Regions from separate parts of the Homo sapiens genome. Here region 1 is linked to region 2. The links are chromatin loops, found by intact Hi-C in ENCODE. Cell type or tissue: heart left ventricle. All regions are shown on one strand. Links, peaks and the distances in the headings refer to the core of each region. The heading gives the core; the rest is flanking DNA. Region 1 overlaps CBLB (Cbl proto-oncogene B). Region 2 has its middle 340 kb from the start of CBLB.

What was found. Hi-C counts contacts between places; a loop is a spot of excess contacts. Peaks named below come from ENCODE experiments on the same cell type or tissue, not always from the same donor. Only the 100,000 strongest peaks of a DNase experiment are listed, where the experiment ranks them.
Region 1: a loop joins it to region 2, with 2.9 times the contacts of the local background. A loop is called at or near these places in 5 of 110 quality-filtered maps.

What each region holds. Positions count from the first base shown.
Region 1 is chr3:105,703,996-105,706,495 of GRCh38, forward strand. It overlaps CBLB (Cbl proto-oncogene B), which reads right to left. Exons shown (of 19, transcript NM_170662.5): 11 at 1-178. Among named protein-coding and RNA genes, the nearest start is that of CBLB, 160 kb to the right of the region's middle. In heart left ventricle, for the core only: no CTCF peak of the experiment used is centred there; no DNase peak of the experiment used is centred there.
Region 2 is chr3:106,200,048-106,217,848 of GRCh38, forward strand. No RefSeq gene overlaps it. Among named protein-coding and RNA genes, the nearest start is that of CBLB, 340 kb to the left of the region's middle. In heart left ventricle, for the core only: a CTCF peak has its summit at 9,131 (motif pointing left); no DNase peak of the experiment used is centred there; H3K4me3 peaks cover 248 bases.

The DNA of each region.
Region 1 (2,500 bases), core at 1-2,500, 500 kb before region 2:
AACCCGTTGGGCTGCCACAGGGAGATCTAACTATGCCTTTCTGAATTAGATCCAGGCGAGGAGGCACGGGTGGCAGGCTTAGATGTGGGATCTGGAGTGGGTCAGGCTGTGGCTTTCTTCTCTGGGCAAGGGGAGAGGATCCTGGTGATGTGACTGGTGAGTTCTGCCTGTCAGTGCACTAGAACAGAAAAAGAGAAAGATGCCGCTGTTTATTAGCTGTGCAGAGTGTTCTCTGTTCTTAAAGAATATATTTGGTTGGAAGAAGGTTTCTGGCACCATACATTTGTTAAAATGAATTCCCTTAGTTTACCCTGATTAATAGAAGCAAATAGTTCATACTGTCCCTCAAGGGTAGTATTACGAAAAGAAAAGACTGATAAGTTTTTCCTACATATTGCAGAAAGGGGCTAAGAAAAAAGAACAGCAAAAGTATAGTATAAAGACAATCAAATGCAGATATTCTTCAAGAAAACCATCTATATTTTATGAGGAATCCAGAAACACATAATGCAATAATGCACATTGCTCTTGGATCTCTATATTATAAATTTTTTTGCTCGAGCTTTGTACATTCTAATACTTAGCTATTGCTTTGTTCCAAACATGTATCTTGTATGTAGTCTATTTTCCTGCAAACCAATTAAATCAGGTGGGGTTTTAAAAAAATAATTGTGTGTTTAAAACAAACTGATTTAAGCCTATTTTTTTTTCCTTAATACTACACATGGAAAAGATTCTCAAGTTAAACATTTTTCTTGAAACACAATGAACTATATCTAGGAAAGTCTGTCTGTACTTCTGGCAAAAACTAAGTTTCTGTTACTACAAGTTTTCCATATTGTCTGGTAGATAAAGTAGCATCGAAAAGCCAGTAAGTATTTCAATTTGTACGTAACACTTCCTATTGCATAATGTTGTGTGTTTGTGTGTGTGTGTCTATGTGTTTTAATGCAGCATAACCTAATTTCTATTTGTTATAAAAGCCATACAGTTAATCAAGTAGCCTTAACAGGATAAACAATATTCTGTTCTAAAATACTGGGCAGTTTCCAAGTCTAAGTTACTAGCTCTTTGAAGATTTAGACTTAATGTTTACAACACTATCTATCATGCTTTGATATTGTTCTGTTTCTGAATGCTAGTATTTATAGTTTTAAACTTATTTGTAAGCCATTTTCCTCCTAACATTACTTACCTTTGTACGAATTGCTGATGTCATCATTTGACAATTTAATATGAACTCAGCAGCTTTATCATTTAGTCTGTCTTTAACTGAGATAATGGATTTGCGTTCACATTCACACTTAGTTACATTGTATAAGGCTTTTGTTAATTAACTAAAATCCATAGTTTATTCAGATTTCCTTAGTTTATACCCAATGTCCTTTTTCTTCTCCAGGATTTCATGCAGGATACTGTATTAGTTTTTATTATTACGTCTCCCTACTCTCCTTTTGGCTCTGACAGTTTCTCAGACATCCATTGTGTCTGATGACTTTGACAGTTTTGTAAAGTACTGGTTAGAGATTATACAGAATGTTTCTTTATTGGGATTTGTCTAATTTTTAAAAATAATTAGCCTGGGGTTAAAAGTTTTGAGGAGTAGGACCACGGAAGTAAAGTGTCATTTTGACCACATCATATCAAGGATCCATGCTATCAACATGATTCATCACTGCTGTTGCTGACCTTAATTACCTGACCGTGGTATTGTTTATCAGACTTCTTCACTGTTAAGTTTCTTTTTTTCTCCTCCTTCCCATAGTATACTCTTTGCAAGGAAGTCACTGCACAGCCCACATTTATATAGTTGGAAATTTATGCGTCCTTTGTAAAGACTTTTTAAAAATAAATCTGAGGCCAGCCCTGGTGGCTGATGCCTGTAATGCCAGCACTTTGGGAGGCCAAGGCAGGAGGACTGCTTGAAGCCAGGAGTTTGAGACTAGCCTGGGCAACATGGCAAGACCTCCTCTTTACTAATTTTTTATTTTTTTTAAATTAGAATGGTGTGGTGATACACGCCTCCAGTCCCACGACTCAAGAGGCTAAGGTAGGAGGATTCCTTGAGCCCAGGAGTTTGACTCTACAGTAAGCTATAATCGTACCACTGCACTCCAGCCTGGGCAACAGAGCAAGACCCTGTCTCTAAAAAAATAATAAAATAAATAAATCTGAGTAGCTAAACAGAAGACTATACCTCCGATATGCCTGAATATTGTCATGACATTACTAAACTGCAAAGTCTTTGTCTCTGTTGGTGCCGAATAACAAAATCATTCAACAAAATTCAACATAATTTTACATTACAATTTTTAGAAACATTTCTTTTTTAAAAATTAATGATTCTTTTTCATTTCTTTTAGCTCGGTTATGGTAAGTCAAAAAAATTCAATTGTCACTGAAGGAGAAAATAAAGAATCTCTATAGTCACAAACTGACTTGAGTACAGCCAGTGATTCTTAACAAAAGAATAGTTCTACCCAGAAAGTCACAGGGCCTC
Region 2 (17,801 bases), core at 8,086-10,585:
TCAGAAGCTTGAGACTAGCCTGGCCAACATGGTGAAACCCCATTTCTACTAAAAAAAAAAATTAGCCAGGTGTGGTAGTGGGCACCTGTAATCCCAGCTACTCGGGAGACTGAGGCAGGAGAATCGTTTGAACCCAGGAGGCAGAGGTTGCAGTCAGCTGAGATTGTGCCACTGAACTCCAGCCTTGGTGACAGAGTGAGACTCCATCTCAAAAAAAAAAAAAGAATAAATACTAACTTCTTTTATATATGATTATGAGTCAACATTAAAAGCAACACTTCACAGGGATCAACCAAAAATATTTTACAAATTAACACCTACAAAGCATTTTTATCACTGTAATCAATTCATTTCTGTTACATGAAGAAAAAAGCTATTATTCATTAAAACATAATAAAGTGCTGCAGTTAGAGCAGTCATCCTCAGTCTGCATTCATTTTTCTTGCAGAAAAAACACTGATTCTCCTGAAGAACAGGAAAAAATTATATAAGTAGGCATAAAGGAAGGAAGAAATAAAAAGTATGAGGTGTTAGGTAATTTTATTCCTAGTACGTTCATTGTTTTTTTTTTCTCCCAGATCTTACTTCTTAATTTGACGCCAGAGATATTCTGTTTTTCACATTTGTGAAGAGAGAAAGGAAAAATAAAATTATTTCTACAGTATCAATAGTGTCCTGATACTAAAAAAGGCCATCATTACATCCTTTTTGGTGTGTATCATATTTCAAAAGCAAAGTGATCATTATTATGTCGAATCTTCTGTTATCCCCTGCTTTAAGACCTTAAATTCACTTCATATATGTGCATTTGTACCGTGAAAATGCACTCTAAACTTTTCAATATAAGTCAATATCAATACTATTATTTTCTTGCTTCATGCACCTCAAAATTAATACTGAAACATTACATTCTGCTTAGTGCCTCTCTGATGTTCAGTGTTTCACTTGTAAAAAAAAAAAAGCTACCAAAGACATAAAAGTAAAGAAAAAGGAAGCAGAGAAATAAAAGAAAAAGTGTTAAGCTATGTGTGTGTGTGTGTGTGTGTGTGTGTGTGTGTAGTTAGAATCTGATTCAGCTATAAGGAGAATAAGAAAATCATAGAAATAAACAAAAACTCAAGAATTTAATCAAGTGCCAAATCCACCTTGTAGGGTGATATTGTTTGGATCTATGCCCCACCCAAATCTCATGATCAATTGTAATCTCGTGTTGGAGGTGGGGCCTGGTGGAATTCATGATTGGATCTTGGAAGCAGTTTCTCATGAATAGCTTATCATCCCCTCAGTGCTGTTCTCACGATTATGAGTGAGTGAGTTATCGTGAGATCTGGTTGTTTAAAAGTGTGTAGTATCTCCCCACTGTCTTCCTCCTGTTCCAGCCATGTTACATGTGCCTGCTTCCCCTTCACCTTCCACCATGATTTTAACTTTCTCGAGGCTTCCCCAGAAGCAGAAGCTGCTACGCTTCCTGTACGGCTTGCAGAACTATAAGCCAATTAAACCTCTTTTCTTTATAAATTACCCTATCTCAGGTATTTCTTTACAGCAATGCTAGAATGGACTAACACACAGGGCCACAAATTTTTAACTCCAATTCTATAAATAAGTATAATCTTATATCTAAACATCAGTATTAAAATAGACTTTTGTTGAATTTTAGTGTAAATACGTTTATTTCAAATAAAATGAAATCACATATATTCTTATGTTTCTTTACCCATATATTGAAAATTTTGTGGCTTTTTTTCTAACCATTTATTATCCATAATAATAGTATAACTCAAGGATTAAATTAGTGTAGGGCCCTGATTGCAGGCAACAGCTGTTATATCAGGTTGTCTCTGGTCATTAGATTTGGCTTATTGATTACTCAGGGATACTTCTCATACACCTGTACTTCTTACACATTTATAGTAGCCCAGCAGTCACTACATAATGGGACCATTCTTGACACTTAGCTTTTTTTCTGCCTCTGCTTCACTCTGTGTTTGGATCTACTATCCTTCCATCTTGCTACTTCTGCTTAATCGTGGCTTTACTGCCTCGTAGCATCTACCTACCCTCTTCCTGGGTATTTTTCAGTTTTATGATATTCATATGCCTGTACTTGTGCATGTACATGTACATGTGTGTATCTAATTCTAAGGATATGAGAGTAGAAATGTTTTAATCTGTTAATCATCATTTTGGTAGTAATTATGCCAGCACATACAAATAGCTATTTATAACTTAGGCCCTCGCCTCAACGCCATTCAGTGGATATCATAATGATAGTATCTGTATGTAAAGAATGATCTGCTATTGCTTTTACCAGAATAAATCTGAGGCTGTGGTGAGCACTCATGGCCATGACCTGTCTAATATAGTAGCATTTATATATTTCATGAATTCTAAACATTTTACAAGTTGATAGGGCCATGCTATGTAACCTACATAATTTATGGAAAATTCTACTTTGTCTCCTAGATGTCCTTGAAGTTAGAAGCACTTAGGAAAACTTTTGCTTTGAGTGCATTGTATAGGACCACATTAACAGGTAAGTAATTAGATATCTACTGATCCTGTTCATTTGAGTTAATGCAGCTCTTGCTAGAAACTGAATTCCTGACTGTCAAGTCCATTGCATTTGACATACTAGTATATATACCACCCTCTCTAATTTTATTAAGTACAGTTTTAATAAATTAAGATAGTTTATGTTTATGGAAATGATAATAATACATTACATTGGTAGTAGTTCATTCTACCTTGGAGAGAAAAAGTAAACAAATGAATATATAAATGAAACAATTATTTTATAAAGCTTTAGAGAGCCTAAGCCTGTAATTCTATATTAATTTGTGATTACAAATCTGTAAAAATGAATTAAAAGTTATGGAGAAGTCCAATAACAAATAAAACAATCTTCTGTAGGAGAAATGCTGAACAATTACAATTTGTTGCCTGAAAAGGTAAAAGTCAACTTCATAAAAATGGAGCAGGGCAAACATAATGAATATAGATTATTTGCCAAATCCCACAAGTACAACTTGTTCAAATGATGTTATCCAAACAGTGGATACAGATTAGAAACATGTGTAAGTTGAAAAAGGTTTTGGTAATTTTCTGGAAGGTAAAATAATTGAAGATGATGCAAGGATGTTTGAAATTATACATATATAGTAAATTTCTGATTTTGATTTTAAAAACTGTTCTGAGTATAAAAATAACACATTGTCATTGTAAGAAATAGAATTGTAGAAAATAAACACAGAAGTAAAATTAAAATAACCTACTCTCAAGTGTAATTACTTCCAGGCATACACACACACACACACACACACACACACACAGATTCACACATAATATATATATGAAATTAAATATATAATTTTGAATCTTTTAAAAATTCAACATGACACCATAATTTTTCTGTTATCGAAAAATACTCCTTATAAATATATTTTTAATCTCACCATATTTCAATAGAGTGTAACTTTTTGATAAATTTCATAGTTTTTGATTATGAAACTAATCTTTTTATGTTTGTCATTGATTTATATTCATTTTGTGAGAATTGTTTATTCATAAAATTATTCTTGTTTTCCACTGGTCATCATCAATAATTTTTTAGAATATTATAGTTTCAGATCATAGAAAAAAATTCGACATCTCATAAAATTTTGGACCACTGAAACAACTCTGCACTGAAAAGATGTGGTAGGATAAAATCTGACTGAGGGAAGTTAATACATACACACACACACACACACACACACACACACACACACACATACATGCTGTATTAGGGTTCTCTAGAGACCAAACAAAACCAATAGAATATATGAACACATACAGAAAGAGATTTATTATGAAAGATTAGCTCACTTGATCGTGGAAGCTAGGAAGGCCAATGATCTGCTGTCTGAAAGCTGGGGGCTCAGGAAAGATGGTGATATAGTTCTAGTCTAAGCAGGGAGTCAGTGGTATAAGTCCAGTTCAAACCTGAAGGCCCAAGAACAAGGAGCAGGAAGTCCTAGGGCAGGAGAAGATAGATGTCCTAGATCAATCAGAGACAGCAAATTATCCCTTGCTCCATTTTTTGTTCTACTGCGGCCCTCAATAAATTAAGTGATGCCCATCTTCATGGGTGAGAGCAATCTTCTTTACTTAGTCTACTGATTCAAACGTTAATCTATTCTAGAAACACTCTCACAGACACATCAAGAAATAACGTTTTACTAGCTATCTGGGCAACCTTTAGCCCAGTCAAGTTGACACATGAAATTAACCATCTCTCTTTCACACACACACACACACACACACACACACACACACTCATATCGAATATTTAAGGAAACAGAAAAGTCAACTTCTCTGACTCACTGTTGTAATATATTTCACATTCATCAAAGCACCCTTTCGTGTCAACTTCCTTCCAGGTAATTTTAGCAAATGCTGGTGGTACCCTGTTCATATTCCCTTATTTCTTTGAAGCTTCCCCCATCCACTATGGCTTTCTATTTCTCTCTCTGCATAAAAGTTTTGTATATCCTTTGAGCCTTCTTTGTCCGTACAGAGGAGTCAAACCAGAAATGCCAGGGAGTTAATGCTCCATGAGTAACCTTCAGGCAATGAGAAACAAGAGCTCATGTATAACATTCCAGCTTCCTCTCTCCTTAGTGAGAAAATTATGTTTTGTTTTATGCACTGTTTCACAGGGTCCCTTCATGCAGAACTTCTCACAGACAATGGGTAACTCCATTTATTGATGCACTTTTTATTGGTCCTCTTCTCTTCTGTGCTTTACTTCTGTACCCTCTCATTGTATTTTCCTCAAATAAACTACTTACACCCAAAATCTTGTCTAAGGGTCTCCTTTTGCAAGAACCAAATTAAGATAGTCGTAAATAATAAAAGATGGTGGGGTTTTTCTTTCTTTCTTTCTTTCTTTTTTTTTTGAGACAGAGTCTAGCTGTGACACCCAGGCTGGAGTGCAATGGTGGGATCTTGGCTCACTGCAACCTCCACCTCCCTGGTTCAAGTTTTTCTCCTGCCTCAGCCTCGCAAGTAGCTGGGATTACAGGGACGTGCCATCATGCCCAGCTAATTTTTGTATTTTTAGTAGAGACGGGGTTTCACCATGTTGGTCAGGCTGGTCTCGAACGCCTGACCTCGGGTGATCCACCTGCGACAGCCTCCCAAAGTGCTGGGATTACAGGCCTGAGGGACCGTGCCCGGCCAAGATGGTGGGTTTTTCGGGCCGGAAGCAGTGGCTCACGCCTGTAATCCCAGCACTTTGGGAGGTCAGGAGATCAAGACCATCTGGCTAACACAGTGAAACCCCGTCTCTACTAAAAATACAAAAAATTAACCAGGAGTGGTGGCGGGTGGCTGTATTCCCAGCTACTCAGAGGCTGAGGCAGGAGAATGGCGTGAACCCGGAAGGCGGAGCTTGCAGTCAGCCGAGATAGCGCCACTGCACTCCAGCACGACCTACAGAGTGAGACTCTGTCTCAAAAAAAAAAAAAAAAAAAAAAAAAAAAAAAAAAAGAATAGGTCTTTGGAGAGAACTGGAAGTTTTAGACCGTCAAATTTAATGCACAAAGAACTACCTACCTGTGGCTTTATTATTGTTATTTTTTTCATCATTATTTTTATCAGGACTTTTTTTTTCACTGCTCATCCCTCCCCTGATGCTGATGTAATGAGGCAGCCTAGTGCTTACGAAGGAGACCTGAAATAGGAATATACAGATGCACATTTACCCTGTCTCTATCGCCTAAATTTTCAGCCTCAGTTTCATCATCTATAAAATAGATGTAAAATACTTGCTTTTCTAGCCTTCTAAGCTTTCTGCAAGACTTAAATTGGATTAGAAAGAGTGTTTTCTATGCAATAGTTTAGGAGCTGACAAGAACTGATATCAAGTTTATGCTTGAGCTTTAATCTCCAACTCACATGTCCTTTGCTGTTAATGTGTTTATGCATTTGGTAACTTTACCTAACATCCTTTAGAGTACCATGTGTTGAACTTCAGGACTTGAACTCTATGAACGTTATTTATATTCTGCTATAGATGCACAAGAGACCAAACAGTTAACAATCACTGGTTGTTAACTGGTGCTGAGAGAAAAGTTCACTTTGTGTTTTCCTCATGGGCATCTTTGCAGCAGTAAGAGCTTCAACTACAGTTCTCCCCCAAAGGAACCTGTCTAAAACCTGAACTCTTCTTATAATACTTGATCAATCAGGAAGTTCGAAACACACAGTTCTTCGACTTAAGAGCGGCTAGGGGAAGAGCTCTGTTAACCACACCATTGTGGAGCCGGAAATTCTTGCTTCCTCTAGAAGCAGCCATCTGGAATCACTATTACTAAAGCAGAGAGATCCAATTACAAGTATATATTTGTCAGGGAAACGCCTGACAGCTTTTAAAGGAAACTCTATTCTATGGTGCCAAGGCCTGGCCAGGTTTACCTGCGGAAAATAAGTCAGATACAAAGGCATGATCTGTACCGCAGAAACGAAAAGGAAGGAGAAATGGAAATAAAATAGACCTCTATTTTTATTATTCAGATTGTTTTTATATAGAATGATACGTTTACCATGTTTTTAAAAAGATTATAGAATATGTTTTCTTCCGTAGCAGAGAGGGAGCAATCAAGCTCAAATTACAAAGCGAGGAAAAAGATGAAAGTTTAGAAACCCTTAGAACTTTGCTAATGTACAGACAGAAGCTGAGGAAGGCTGAAATACAGGAAATAATGATTACTATTTGTGTTCTCTTTCATAGTTTCCACTTTGGTTAAACTAACTGGAAGGAAACAAATGATTAGGTTACTTGTGTCATCACTTACATCAGTCGTTGTATTTTTGAAAAAAAAAAAAAAAAACAATAAAAACCCAACACATCATTACCGTTTCCCATTCAAGGAGAATGGGAATCATTGCTGTATCTTATTCCATGTCACAAGCTGAATAGTTTTGTTGCAAAGACAGGGGAATATTGAAATAAGCATAATAGTTTAATCATAGAAGTGGTTGTGAATTTTTTTTTGGAGACCAGAGGTTATAGATCACAGTAAACAAAATATCATCTACGGAACTCTCTCTTCATTCCCACCTTTGTTCCTCTCTGTTCCCCTGAATGAATGCTCAGAGTATCATAAGGATCATCATTACAAATGCACAATCTTTTGTATGGAATTTTCATTTTTTTCTTTATGAAGTATTCTCATCCTTTCAAAGAGAGCCCTGATCAAGCCCTTTTTAAAAACAAACAAAATAGAAATAGTGTTGAGTATCTGCCATGTGCTAACCATCAGGCTGGACATCATATCCATTAACTTACATTCATGTAAATTAGTGGTTATTACTTGGTTTCCTTTTCCCTCTATTCCCTTCCTACTTAGAGTGTGCAGCACAAACTTTAGCACTTAACTGTGGCATCTCTATTGTTTAATTTTTTCTAGGCTGAGTGTGGTGGCTCACACCTGCAATTCCTGCACTTTGGGAGGTGAGGTGGGCAGATGGTTTGAGCTCAGGAGTTCCAGACCAGCCTAGGCAACCTAGTAAGACCTCATCTTTACAAATAAATTCAAAAATTAGCCAGGTGTGGTGGCACACGCCTCTAGTCCCAGCTATTCAGGAGGCTGAGGTAGGAGGATCTCTTGAGCCCAGGAAGTGGAGGTTGCAGTGAGTAGAGATGGTGCCACTACACTCCAGCCTTGGTGACACAGCGAGACCCTGTCTCAAATAATAATAATAATAATAATTGCTTCCAGTGGATTTATCTTTGTTCCAAACAGGGTTTTGAACTTATTTTGAAGACTGAGACATTGTGTAATATCGAGTAGAGGCTTACTAAATGTTTCTAGAAGGTTACATCTCAGGTATAATACACTATAATTCAATGTGACTTCAGGCCATTCTTAACATTAAGGAAGCTTGATTTTCAGTAACCAGGAAATGAAAATGACATAGGCTAATACATATAAAAATCTCACTGTCAGCTGTATGACTTCAGTATGACATATAACCTCACTGCTTTTTGGCCCAATGTTATTGGATCAATGGAAAGGAAAAATTGTGGCATCCAAAAGAATGAGCTCCTGCTTCATAGGCATGACTGTGCAAAGAAGAAAAATCTGTAATCATTCTAAAGATATCAGTATAAGGGATAAACCAGTGATTTTAAAGTCATCCATATAAAGGGCTACTTTCCCCTGCCTCTTTCCAATCCATTCTGGATTAATGTTTTTGTAAAATACTTTAAAAATAAATTACCAGAAAAATGGAATAAAACGGAGAAATACAAAATATATATCCTAGTTTTTTTACTCTCAGATTCAACAAAGTTACGCTGCCAAATTGCTATGACTGCTTGTTCTAAATTTATAACTGACTTTGTTTCTGACTTGTAGCACATAATTTGTGGAGCAACACCATTCCGCAGACCCACATTTTAAGAAGTACTGGTGTAAATCATAATCTTATCTTGGGAACAGTTGCTTACTAAATACCAAAACAAACAGAAATCATAATCATTTTGCAGGGGAACTCTTCTGCTGGCCAGAGAAATAAACTTAAGGTAGAAAAGACTTGACTAACCGATTCTCTTTGTTTTTCTTTTATCTTTTTTTATCACCTTTGTTTTATGTAAGTAATTTTTTTTTTTTACATTTCACTTTCTTAATAGTATTCAAGTCTTGGGAACATAGTTCTTGCAGATAATTTTTCATATTTCCTTGTTTCTGGTATTCTTAATAAGCAATCTCTAATTAGCTCCTGTGTTTTTATTTTATTATGTGTTACAGGACTGTATATAAATCTTATTTTATATTAAGTGCTTCCTAAGGCTTTCAAGAGTCAGTTACTTCAAAAGAGGCTTTTCTAACCACTGGTAACAATGATATTACTAAGTGGTTTTCTTTGAATAATAACCATTACTTTCTTTGAAGTTAATGCCAAACTTAATTTTAAAAAATGATATAAACATGTATAAATTCAACAAAGAAAAAAGGGAGAATGAAATAAATTTTATTAACAAATACCTCGTTTGTTTAGCATTCATTTCTCCAATATAGATGCATACCTATAATAAATCAAACAATAACATTAAGTCTTAACATTGCCATCTGCTGGGAATGTCAGTGCAGTGATACATACTAGAGGTAACATGATGAATTTGTAGTAGCTAAAATCATTTAAGTGAAAAACGTAATTGTTTTTCACTATATAATTCCTAGTTTGATTAACTTTTCTTTCAAAAAATCTGAACTAAAGGAGAAGAAAAGTAAGAAAAATTTGCTCAGTTACTTTGAGGTATTAGAGAGAGTTTTATATATTTTCTCTCAAACATTATTTTATCCCTTGGAGACTGAGAGAGAATTTTTCTTCATGCTTTACCTACAGGGGCACAAATTCCATATAGCTTACTTTACTTTCTTAGGTGCTAAGGAAGATGTGAACAGGGCAGAAAGACAGCCAAGAGTTACCTTTGTATATGTTTTCACTGGTTGTTTTATTTCTCCTTATATATATTCAAAGTTAAAAATTCACTATAACAATGACTTTAATAGTTTCTACAAATGTTGACTGCCTAAGTGGAATGTAAGGCATGCAATTTGTAACTTTAAACAATTAAAATTGTAGTGGTAACTTCTTGTTTCACTATTATTAGACCATGAGAAAAAAATGCCCATTTGACTTTTATTGTCCACGTCAACATGCAGTATTTCAATAGCCATAAAAAAACCAAATGTATTGGAATATACATATAATTAATGTACTGTATTTGAAGAGATTTTAGTGGTCATTAAAGATGTCAAAAGCATGTACAAGGTACAAAGGAATCAGGGATATGGCAAAGATGAAAACATCAATAATATCCCTGAGTTCATGTCCTTGGAAGTCCATCAAAAGCATTCAAATTTTTTTATCCTACTGAATATACAATTATATGAGCCTTAAAGATTAAAAGAAAGCTCATGGCGTTTAGGTAGAAAGTTAGCCAGCAAGAACCAGTTTTCTAGAAAAACCCATTACCTTCTATTAGGTAGAAAAACAAGAAGAATGGTGAATTGCTGTTTGTTTTCTCCTCATGCTTCGAGCATGAGCAGGAGCAAGGCCTTTCAATGACTGAGAAATGTCAATCGATCAATAGGCGATGAATAGAAAACAAGAACATAAAAACAAATCATAATAACATGAATTCCAGGTAAGTCTCTAGTGAGGCATTTAAACATATTGCAATATGCTGAGAATTTCCAATTTGCTAATATTTTCCCTAGTTTATATATTTTCTTTTATAATAACACATCAATAGTGTTTCAGGTTTGATTTATGAAGGAAGCCAAAAATAATATAATTCGGGGTGAGTACAACTGACGTTTATCATCCCTTGAGAGATATGATGGGAACACTCTTGTGGCAACACTAAGTCATCTTTGTGCTCTTCACATAAAGATGAAGATTACATCAGAGAGTAGAAATTAGGTATTTTCCTTTCTACTAATGCTCTTTGCAGTGTTACGCTGAAAGATTTTGGGAGGAAACAGGCTATTGTCACTGGTACAGATCTTCATTTTAAAGACCATCTTGTCACTGTTTTAGAACACTGAACAGGTCTAGATGAACTTTAAAGGATATTTCTAACTTTGATTCTAAAAGTAAACATTACAAATTATTTTTTCGATTGAAGTAAACAACTACAAATCACATCCAAACATTATTTAATCCCCCAGAATGACTCAGTACAGGATCTATTTGTTGAAGGTAAATATGAAAATTTTGCTTGAAACTTTTGCATAATCACATATTTTGAAAAGTAAGAAGTTATTTTCACAAAAGAAAAGAAACAGACATAAGCATGATATGCGTGAATGGATAATAACTGTTTTGTTTTGAGTATAGTCTATTATTTGTAATGGCAAGTTTACAATTTCCTACATGATATATGACATTCTGAGTAGTATCATTTAAATATGTAATTTAAGGTTGCATGGAGGAATATGTTCACCTACCGAAATTGAGACTGGAGGGAAAAGTTGACTAGTTTATTTTTAGCTGCTGTTTAACATGCCAGAAACAGAGCTAGTTGCCTAACATATATGGTTTCATTTAATCGGCCACTGCTTTTGGAGACAGGCAACTTTGTGAAGTAGAAAGAATGCTAGGGAAAGGTAATAAGAAAATCTGGGTTCCAGTTTGTGTGCAGGCATGGGTGAAGTTGAATGGAGTTAGTAGACTTCAAGAAATAGTGAAGCCGTTTTATCAAGTAGGTCATCTAGGTAGAAATGGAAAGTACTCAGGATGACAGAATCCTTAGAAACTAGTTTATGATCTCTACTTCCAAGTTGCATGATACCATGTAAGTGAGATAAATTATGAGACATGATTCATGTATTTCAATAAATATAAATGAGACTCCAGGAAATCGATAAATGGTAGTAAAAAGGAAAATAGAACTGTATGCATTTTCAGTCAGTGCAATGGAAATACTTGGAAGGAAGTAATTGAGTCAAGAACATGAAAAATAAGAATACCATGATAGGAGGGGCACTGAGATAATAACCAGACAAAATCCCGAAATAATGGAAATGTGAAAATGATTTTCAACCAGAACTGCTGAAAACTACCTTCGCTGCAGGTGTCCAGAGAACTGTTCAATGCTCGAGGATAGCATTGGTGTAAGGTTGCTGAGGCTAGTAGAAATTTAGCTCAGGCATCTTTGCAGGGGGTGTGTGGCCCTGTGCAAGTTGAGATCTGAATGGATTCTAAGGTCCAGTGAAAAAGGAAGCCTGTGACTGGGTTGCAAACTGCTGAAAATTGCACAGGATGGATCTTGGAAGAATCTGAGAGCTCTAGCAGTTGATATTTTGCTCTGTTCAGATAAAAGCAATGATGGTCTCTGACAGCTTGCTTTGATTATAATAGTATTTATTGAAACTCCTACACATAAAGCACTATGTTAGTTCATTTTTTTTACTTTTGTTAGTTTATCAACTTTTTACAATTGATGTTCATCTTTTTACATTTTACATTTGTTGCTTCACCAATTGTTTACAATTTACATTTGTTCATCAATTTCAACAAAATCTAATGTTTGTATTATCTCTATTTTTCAGATGAAAAAACTTAGGCTAATAATGGTAAAATTAAAATTCTAATCTCAGTCTTTCTATTTCAAAGCCTGAACTTTATATCTCTATCTTATACTATTTGCCTAAAAATCTCTAAAAGTAAGCTATAAATTTATTTTTCTATTAAACAAACAACTAAAATCACATCCAAACACATTATTTAATCTCCAAGAATGAGAGCTTTTATCAATATTTTTGATACATATACATTTTAATTATATTATACCTAAACCACTCAGGATTAATGCTTGATTCCAGTCTTATATTTTCCCATTTATCCTGGAGAGCAGAACATTTAACCTGAGTGGAAGAAACATGTCATATACACTTCAGCAAAAAAAAACTTCAGTTGTATATAGAAAAGATCAATTAAACAGTGGTCACAATGAAAAGAGGACCTTGCTTTATAGGTCTTTTTAAAAATTAGAGCTAGTAATGATAAATCCAATTGTCTTTTTCTAGTTGAAGAAGGAAACTCACAGAGCTAAAACTACTAGTAGAAAAGAGAATGAAGAAACAGAACTGAAGCGCAATTTCCTCACCACTCTCTCCAAGAGAGAGCCATGTAAAACTCACAGAAATATCTTCTTTTGTTGAAATACCACAAGGGATTTTTTGTTGCCAATTTATAGGCCAATCAACTTTAAGTATACCTAATAGCACCTTGTAAAATCTAAGCAGTTTGAACAGCAGGTCCTGTCCTGATGTGATTGGTCTTCTGAGTCATTGCTTCTTTAAAAGACTGAATTGATCTTTTTCTATCTTGACTCTGGTAAAAATATGAGGTTTTTTGGGTCAAATGACAAGTACTCTGCCTACTAAACTACTTTCCTTGATTTTTGAGGACAGAGTGAGTTTTCCTCTCTGCCTTTTAGGCAGAAGCTTGAAAAGTAAATTGAAACATTTTTTCCCAGAATGACTCATACCAAAACCTTTAAAGATAGCCATTAAATTTTATTGTACTGGTAGTCCTGCCATGAAATAGATTTGTATTTGATTGCTCTCTACCTTCATGTTAATACATAATATTAAGGCTGAGCACTCATATAGAAAAAGAATTTCCAAAGTGAGGGGCCGTCAAACTTCTTGGCCAGTTTTTAACATTAATTTTTACTCATTTTTAGTGGATTTTATCTTCTTAGTCAATGAATTATAACTATTGAATAAATTGGATAGTGTCCCTTAATACAAAATATGTAATATTGGGGACTCAAAGAGAAATTATAGCAGTGGTATGTTTTTATTTTTCTCCCACTACTGAAGTAATAATCCCAGTAGAGTTCTTAGTAGTATGTGGTATAGCTCTCACACTATTTCTATGTACAAAATCTTTAGTTTCTGATTTTTTTTCTTGACCAGTGAAGACAGAAATTTCATAAAAGAAACAAGGTAATAATTACTAAACTATAAATTAAATTAGAAATCTAGTTGGGGAAGGTACCAGAGGAAGAATGAGAGGCTAATAAATGCTTTTGGATTGAAACTTATATGTAGATAAGCAATGCTATTCGTTAATGTTATACTTAAAAGAAATATGCATGCAGAAGACTAATCTATATATCTCCCAATTAGTGTACTGTATTTTTAAAAAAGAAAAAGTTATTGCTATGGCTTTTATCCCTTTTCTCTCATCTTATACCTACGGTGTATTTAGTAGCTGTCACAGAGTGGGTGAAAATGGTGACAGAACTTTTTTTAAAATTGTACTTAGAGGTTTTGGTGACATAGTAAGTTTAAGGTGAATTCTATGTGTGCCATTGTCCTCTTTTTTCTTTTTTTAATCTGACTGTGTCATTCTAGTTAAAGTATTTGCCTCATGATCACTGTGCGTGGAAAAAATTCAAAGTAGCAAATTCAAAGGGTAACCAAAGTAGGGTGGGGTGTTACATGCTATTATTGCAGAAAGAGGCAGCCTTCATATTTGTCCATCCTCATGGCTAGTGAAGAGGACTTTTGTGTAACAACATAACAAGGTTTCGCTATGAGAGGCAATCTCTTTTAGTCAAAAATAGACACTTACTTATATGTGCTCCACACTGAAGAATGGAACCTTCCTAGAACGGAGTGAAAATCAGATCGTTGCAGGGCTCAAGCTAAGAGGTTTAGGAATTCCACAGCACAGGATGACAGGAGCTGAAGCAGGATGAAGTCTGGGAGCTGAAAGAGAAGAAGGTAGAAAAGAGAGTGGAAAGAGAGTCAGACCAAGTAAGAAATAATTTTCAGTTTTCCATCTAAGATGATACTGAATGGACAGGAAGTCAACCCAATGAGAAAGTAAAGTAACACGTTCTCCTATGAGTTGCTGAATTCTAAATGTGTTATGATCAGCTATCACTGCTCTTCAATACATTTTAGCATCTGCATTGTATAACTATTATTTTATATTGGTATTATATGAAGCATTCTGTATTGTTAAAATAATTAATTGGAAGGTCATTAGGCTGAGATGGCTCCACTGGCTTGGGTTCCTACTTAAGTAAACAAAAACCGAATTCAATGTAAACAGTAAAATGAAACTTAAGCTTAACCAATCAGAAATTGCCAGCTTTTAACTACGGACTTTCTTCTTTGGCCGGTCAAATATTTTCTTTGTCTTTGTTCTGTAAAGACCTTATAATGTTTCCCCTCTCTCCTTCTTAGTGGAGTGATGAATTACTTGCCATCTGATGCTGCCCAATTCATGAATTGCTGAATGCTCAAATTTTTTAAACTTGTAATGTGCCTAAGTTTATCTTTTAACAGGATTAAGGACCAAAATGTGATCTGTTGGGAGCCAAATGTACAATAAATTCAATTAATAGCATTTTGCGTTTTTAACATAAGTTTGAATGGGACTTTGTTGATCTCTGCATTTTATTCTTTCTCTGATAGAGCTGTGTTGAAGTTCTGTTCTGATTCTCTCATTTCTATCTGCTTCAGCAGATCTTCAATGTTGGCACCCAGGTAAACTTTTCCTCTGGCTTCTACAACCTACAGCTTAATTCTGTGGGTTAGGGCTTGTTTCATCCCTGTGGGTGAACATTTGCTATGCTGAGCTCTTTGGTTTCTCTTCAGGGAACATATCTGTGGGCTACACTCATAGTGAGGATGACTCAGGGCCTGCTGTGGCCTTGGAGAATGAGACCCTAAGAGAGAGAGTGTTCTTCGAAGCCCTATCACTAAAAAGTTGCAAATGAGGATGACATTTGAATGGTACTGAATGAGATACAAGAAAAAGGAGTTTAGATAAAAGCTCTATCATTCAACTTCTTTTGTCCAGGAAGGCATAAACTTCTTCTATGCACTGCTCTGTAAAATTCTCTTACCATTTTAAGACTATTTTAATTGTAAAGAGGGTATCATAGGTTGAGTTAAAATTTGCTCCCCAGTAAATTCAACCCATTGGTTTCTGATCCTTCAGAACCAACATGATGGAGCTGGTTCCCCAACAGAACATAATTTCTAAACCTCTCATCTAATCACTTGAGTTTGAGATCCAAAGCTTTCATGGGAAAGTTATTTTAAACCCTCAAAGACCAGATATTGCCAATGTTAGTAAAACATGGAGAACAAAATAAAAGTGCCACTTTTTTAAATAAGAAATCAGCCTGCATTCTGAATTTGATTAAGAAATCATAGAAAAAAGAAACTACAGATTAAAGATGCTTACATGGTAAACAAAACACTTTTTTTTTTTTTTTTTGAGATGGAGTCTTGGTCTGTCACCCAGGCTGGAGTGCCATGGCACGATCTCAGCTCACTGCAACCTCAGGTTCAAGGGATTCTCCTGCCTCAGCCTCCCGAGTAGCTGGGATTACAGACATGTGCCCCCACACCCAGCTAATTTTTTACAGAATATTAATACACTAATACCAAATGAAATTTATTCAGGAATATAAAGATGGATCACTAAAAATATCAATTACAATAATACAAAATAGTAATTTACCCAAAGAGGAAAATAATAAGATTTTATAATAAATGCATTTGATAATGTCCAATACATATTTCTGATTTTATAATCTGATGAAAATAGAAGAAAAAGATTATTCTTCAACCTGACCGATGTACATTTTAAACTTACCAACATCATATTTCAGATTTGAGTACTGGAAGAATTCTCATTCAAGTAAGAAGGTTGAGAAGAGTGTAAGATATTACTACTACCAGTTTTCATAGTCCTAAAACTTTGAAATTGATAAGAAAAGGGAAACAAGAACCATAAACATTTGTTAAAAAAGCCAAGGAAATTATCATTATTTACCAATAGTTTGGTAGCATATATGGAAAACCTAAAAATGTCTAGTTGGAAAGATTAGAAATAGACAATTTCCAACAATTTCCAATATTCAGAAAAATAGTTAATTTCAAAATTATTATTTTTTTAGTAGTTTTGCACATGTCAAATATAAAGTAGAAAAATATAATGAAGGAGTTTCTATTAAAATATCAGGAAAACCATACAATGGCTAGAAATACACTCAAGAAGAAATGTGTAACATCTACAAAAAGGAAACTCTAAAGCACTACCAAGGGAAAAACAATAAATAACATTTTAAAAACATGAACTACTTTAATGAAATAGAGCATATATCAAAAATATATACCAACATTTGGATTAATAATCAAGATACATTCTGATGAATTTTCACACAATAAACATATCTACATAACCTCCAAATAAATAAATTTAACAGTTTTCTTTAGAGTTACATCTACATTATGAGACTGGTATTGTTTATTACACCTTGTGTGACATTGGAACCAAGATAGTATATGAAGCCTTACAACCACCACACCAGTTATGACATAAAGTATTTCCAGCACTCCACAAAGTTCCCTCAATCCTCTTTACAAATAAATATCCTTCCTCTATTCCTAACTCCTGGTAACTAATGATCTACTGCTGTCATTAGAATTCATATAAATCAAACCAGAGAATATTCATCTTCTGTCTAGCTTATTTTATTTGGCACAATGCCTTTGAAATCTGTTAATTTGTCCCGTATATCAATAATCAACTGACTTTTCCTACCTCGTAATATTGCATTGAATAGATATACCACTATTTTACAATTCTTCCATTATGTATGGATATTTGGGTTATTTACAGTTTTGGGTCATTTTATATACAGCTGCTATGAACATCCAGGTAATGTCTTATGTGAATATGTTTTTATTTTTCTTAGGCCTAATGCAATTTTAACACTAACTACCCAGAATCAGGTCAAACTTCACAGATTAAGGGCACAGTCCTTGACAAGACTGCACTCACTTTAGGAACAAATTAGAGGATTCCCAAAAAGTGTGGTTTACCTACACTTTTGACCAACTGACTATAAATTTAGGGTTTCTACTACCACCCCTCATGTTGAGTAATTACGTAGAATGACTCACAGAGCTCAAGAAATCACTATACTTATACTTTTATTATAGCAAAAGGATATGAATAAGAACAAGCCAAGGAAAAATCATATAAGGCAAGGTCTGGAAGAGTCCCAAACGTGAACTTTCCATGTCCCCAGATGCATTACCTTCCCGGGGCCTCAGTGTGTTTCACCAACCATTGATGGTAATTTCAGGTGTCCAGGTGACATGTGAGCTTCGGGTGTTCAGAATTTTTAGTGGGGTTTCAGTAAGTAGGCATGATTGACTGAATCCTTGGTTATATAATTGAATTCAATCTTCAGGCTCCCT